2 separate regions of the Mus musculus genome follow, and region 1 is linked to region 2. A link is a loop called in an ENCODE intact Hi-C map of the cell type or tissue named here. Cell type or tissue: left cerebral cortex. All regions are shown on one strand.

The links. Hi-C counts contacts between places; a loop is a spot of excess contacts. Peaks named below come from ENCODE experiments on the same cell type or tissue, not always from the same donor. Only the 100,000 strongest peaks of a DNase experiment are listed, where the experiment ranks them.
Region 1: a loop joins it to region 2, with 5 times the contacts of the local background. A loop is called at or near these places in 3 of 42 quality-filtered maps.

What each region holds. Positions count from the first base shown.
Region 1 is chr1:63,729,017-63,731,516 of GRCm38, reverse strand. It overlaps Mdh1b (malate dehydrogenase 1B, NAD (soluble)), which reads left to right and starts at 1,199. Exons shown (of 11, transcript NM_029696.4): 1 at 1,199-1,246. The coding sequence starts at 1,225. Fastkd2 (FAST kinase domains 2) reads right to left here and starts at 892. Exons shown (of 12, transcript NM_172422.3): 1 at 826-892; 2 at 1-117. The coding sequence starts at 30. In left cerebral cortex, a CTCF peak has its summit at 1,101; DNase peaks (open chromatin) are centred at 918 and 1,145; H3K4me3 peaks cover 1,600 bases; H3K27ac peaks cover 811 bases.
Region 2 is chr1:63,667,955-63,670,454 of GRCm38, reverse strand. All of the region lies in intron 6 of Dytn (dystrotelin), which reads left to right. Among named protein-coding and RNA genes, the nearest start is that of Dytn, 18 kb to the left of the region's middle. In left cerebral cortex, a CTCF peak has its summit at 1,453 (motif pointing left); DNase peaks (open chromatin) are centred at 1,465 and 2,113; H3K4me3 peaks cover 866 bases; H3K27ac peaks cover 285 bases.

The DNA.
Region 1 (2,500 bases), 61 kb before region 2:
CCATAACAAGGAACGTGCTTTGCTATTCATTCTGCTATCTATTGGCACACTTTCAAATACCCAAGATGCAACGCAAGTTGCCGTCTTTCTAAAAAAGAGCACATGCTGTGGACTGTCCTGTAGAGGATAGGTAAATAAAAGAAATAATGGTTAAAAACTGTTGCTTAAATAAGGGAAATGCATCTAACAGGGGCTTGCATGGGCACCGACGAGCCGCTAGAGTTTTATATTAAAATGGAACATGTCCTCGGTATGCTTCCTCCACGTTTATTTCATCTTTGTAAAAGTACCCAGGTCAATCACTTTAGCAGTTGTGGATAAAGTAGTTTCAATCAGTCAATCAATAAATGTGGATAAAGTAGCATAGATAGGTAGGTAAACTGAGAGATAGAAATAGACAGCTAGAAAGATAGATAAGACAGACAGAAAGATAGATAAGAATGTCTTGTGTAGGTGTTCAATATCGGCTAAGGAGAACTTTGTTAACACTACTTTGGAGGCCTTCACTGAAAACTGTATCATTGATGGACACTTCAGATCATCTTGCATTGGCCAAAAGCGAACTGTTAAGAAAACGTACTCGGACAGGTCGGTCTTGGTTAGGGACGGAATTAAAGAAAAAAAGCGATGTCCTTCCCGCCTGAGAATCTACAATCAGCCAGGTTCATCAAGATCCCGGAACCGGAGTCGGTGTCTTTCCGCAAATGGGCCGCCCAGCACTGCCCTAAACTTAAGACCCAGGCCACTTCCCAAACTTTTCTCCCCTAGGTAAAAAGACAAGTACGATCCGGCCCGCGATTCCGCTTCTGCTTGCCATCCACTCACCTTCGAACAGAACCCCGTGACTACACATAGGCGCAGCCATGACAGTTCCTCCTCAAGCGGCGCGTCTGGTGACGTATTACGGATTCTTTTATAAGTCAAAAAGCATCGGTTCTCAGCGACCGCGGAGGCCATGTGCAAATAGGGAGGAAAACCTTCCAGAAAGAATAGTTTCTATTCTCTGATGAAAAGATAGAAGCGAGAGCCTTAGGAAAACACGGAGCTTATAAAGTTCATCTATTGTTGTTTATGGAAACTCAAAACATTCAAATAGTGACTTTGAACTTTTAGCCCCTGGCGGTGCAGCCTCTTTTGAACGCGCCTGCGCCAGTTTTAGTACCCGCCGCGGTTGCCAGGAAACCGTGACGCCACGGTCCCAGTTTCTAGGTCTTGCTAGAAATCATGGCCAAATTTGTGATCGCGGGTGAGTGCTTCTCTAGTAAGCCCACAGATCTCTTCCCATGGGTGGTCAGCCTTGTTAACTGGCTTCTGTTCTTCAGCCCCATCCTTTAGAAGGATCATCTCAGGCTTTCTAGGCATTCATTTAAAGACGCTTGATACACAGTGGCAATGTGTCAAAGTCAGATGAGCAATGGGGACACGTTGGGGAAAATTCCCACCTCTGCCCTTGGCCAGTTTTAATTCCCACAAAACGTATAAGGGGTACAAAACGTATAAGGAATTCCTCTGATCTGCTGTGACTAATGTAATGATGGACAACTGCACAGGCCTCGGCGGGGTTGGCGGGAAAAGGAGCATAAGGAATGGATGGAGAGAAGGAAATAACTAAGCTATTAAAGAAACCAACCTCCAGATAAAGGCAAAGAGCTAGAAGATCTGTAGTCTAATGGAGGACCTGGATGTGGGAATGTCGCAGGGCCTGGGTTAGAATTACAAAATATAAACTAGATATTTAGTTTAAACAACAACAACAACAAAAGTTTGTACTAAATCTTGAACAAAATTTAACGAATTTAGGTAAAAATAATGTCAAAGTGTCAATTCGTCTACATTTTTAATGTAGACCATCTTGACAGCTGGAAGCAACACCACTACTTACTGGAACAGGCTGTTGACTGTATCTGCTTCCTCTTCTTTCACCAAGTATCTTTTTTTTCCTTTTTATTATTATTTTTTATTAGGTATTTATTTCATTTACATTTCTAATGCTATCCCAAAAGTCCCCCACCCACCCACTCCCACTTCTTTCACCAAGTATCTTAAAAGAGCTCCCTACTGTTCTATCCTTCCTTCCACTCAGTCTGGCTTCTCCTTTGGCCTTCCTATACAAACTATTTTGGCCACAATCACTTCTTTATTACACAATTGGAATTTACCATCCCTTTGGAAGTACATCTTTTGCTTCACTATACATTCAGATAAATATTTTTTTTTTTAGCACTAGAAAACGGGATGGTGGGAATACATACAGTAAAAACTTTCAGGACACTTTGTATATAACAGTAACAGGTCAGTGTTCTGGAGGAAACAGTGGTTGTGATGGTTTGTATATTCTTGAGCCAGGGAGTGGCACCATCTGGAGGTGTGACCTGATTGGAGTAGGTGTGCCACTGTGGGTATGGGCTTAAGATCCTCACCCTAGTTGCCTAGGAGTCAGTCTTCCACTAGCAGCCTTTGGATGAAGATGTAGAACTCTCAGCTATGCCTGTACCATGTC
Region 2 (2,500 bases):
GACAGACTTGATTTTGTATAGCCTTTGTGCAGGAGACCAGAGCTGCTCTGAGATTGAAGACAACAGCCACATAATGTCCAGAAATCAGTATTCTGTCTTTCTCCCCATTCCCTCCAGCTCTTATGTTCTTTCTGATGCTCCCTGAGCCTTGAGGAGGAGGTAATAAAGATGTCCCCTTTATGGCCAGGCACTCAACAGCCATTTGTTTTCTGCACTTTGACCAGCTATGGGTCTCTGCAGTGACTGCCAACCATTGCAAACAGAAGCTTGTCTGCCTGGAGTTGACAGCAGGTTTTAAATTTTTTAGTAAGGTTAAAATGTTGCTGGCAGTGAGTGTTGGGGGCAGGGGTCTCAGGAGCAATAGAGAGGCATAAATGTTCTCACCCCAGAGACAAGATTCAGCTCTGAGACAAAGGAATTAGAAAATAGTTTTAATTCAGGAGCAAGATGTCGACAGAGTCTTGTCTTATGGAAAAGCTCAATAAGACAGAAATAATTCATCAACTATGGTGGATAAGGGGAAGAATTTCCAGGATTAGTCTGTGTGCTCCCAACATAGAGTCTACTCCTTTTCTGTTCCTGTGAGGAGTGTTCAAATGTGCCATAGATACATAGTGGGAAATGTCAATTATGAAAACCTAATTGTACAGAAATGTTAAAACAAGCAAAGGACACTTAGCATACATCTTGACATTGGTCCCAACTGGTTTCACAAACATCCTGGCTTTTTTGTTTGTTTGGTTTTTTTTTCTCTTGTTACTGGACTCTAAAGTTCATATTGCTTACTATTTTAAAAGAGAGAGACAGAGAAACAGGGAAAAAGATAGAGGTAGAGAGACAAGGAAAGACAGAGAGATTGTTAGAAAGAAACAGATTCAAAGCCAGCTTTGAGGAAAGCTGAGGAGATTCTCTGACTCAAATCTGCCTCATTGGTTTAGTGTGGTTTTATGGAGGACAGAGAGAATGTCCAGAGAGGCAGTGGGCAGAGGTCCATGCTCTGGGCAGGGTCTTCATCATTCAGATATATGCCTGCTTCCCTCGTCTCTGCTGGGAATCACACAATGAATTTGGCTATCTTGCAGCTAGTGAATGAGAACCTCTAAAGTCTTCTTTTCAGCCGAAAGGAAGGAAAGAAAGAAAGAAAGAAAGAAAGAAAGAGAGAGAGAGAGAGAGAGAGAGAGAGAGAGAGAGGGAGAGAGAGAGAGAGAGAGAGAGAGAGAGAGAGAGAGAGGGAGAGAGAGAGAGAGAGAGAGAGGGAGGAAGAAAGAAAGAAAGAAAGAAAGAAAGAAAGAAAGAAAGAGAGAGAGAGAGAGAGAGAGAGAGAGAGAGAGAGAGAGAAAGAGAGAGAGAGAGAGAGAGAGAAAGAAAGAGTGTGCTGGTGAGCTCTTTATCAACATGACACAACTGGATTCGTTGGAGAGAACATTAATTGAGGAAATGTCTCCATCTGGTGGTGTATCTGTAGGGCTTCTTCTTAATTAACGATTAATATGAAAGAGCCCACTGTAGATGTCACCACACATGGGCACGTGGTCCTGGATTGAATAAGAAAGCAGGCAGATCAAGCCATGGGCAACAATCCAGTAAGCAGTGGTCCTTTATGGTTCCCACCTCTGTTTCTGTCTGAGTTCCTGCCCTGATTTCCCTCAACAGAAGACGGTGAACAGGGGGACCTGTAAGCCAAATAAACCTGCCTTTCACAAGACGTCTTTGAGTGTGGTGCTTATCACAGCAAAAGGAAAGCAAACTAATATTATACGGGGCAGTTTTCATGATGTCCTGATTTAATGCAGCTCTGCCTAATCATCAGCTTCTAGCTGCTATGCGATTTGCTTTGCTCTCTGCTATACAACATGACTCAAAATATGCCAGGTGAAGGTATTAATACTTTAATGCCCTTCCAGTGCTTGCAACAGCACATAGATCCTACTGCAGTTTTTCTGCTGTCTGAGGCATGTCTCAGGCAACCACCATTGCAGACGTTCATCCTTAACAACGTCATGTCTCAGAACGCAAGCAAGTAGAAAGCCAGAAGAGGCTTAATCTGCTCATCCACTTGTTCCACCAGACTTGATAACAGTAGCCAGTTTCAAAGTGGATTTGATAGAAGGACCTGGGTAGAGGGGCATTTTCTCTCTCTCCTCTAGAAGTCTTTGTGACTTTCCGACTGCCACTCATGGCTTCAAGTTAGCTCTAGTCTCAAAGGATTTTAAAAATCCGCTGGTTTCAAATTCAATCAAGGTCGATGAGCTGCTGAGCTGCTGGCTCCCACTGCCCCTCCCTCCTCCGACCATGCAGTGCCCGGCTTCTGAGAGGGCCAGTGGGAAGCAGCTTTGTGATTTGCATAGCAAATTATCATCCCATTGGCTTCCATTATGAGATCCAAGACAGATTCCAATAGAAAATTCCAGTCCTGGCAATGTGATTCAAATCATCCCTTAGGAATGCTAATTATCGTTCAGAATGCCATCCTGCCTGTGCCAGTGTACCACCTAGTTAC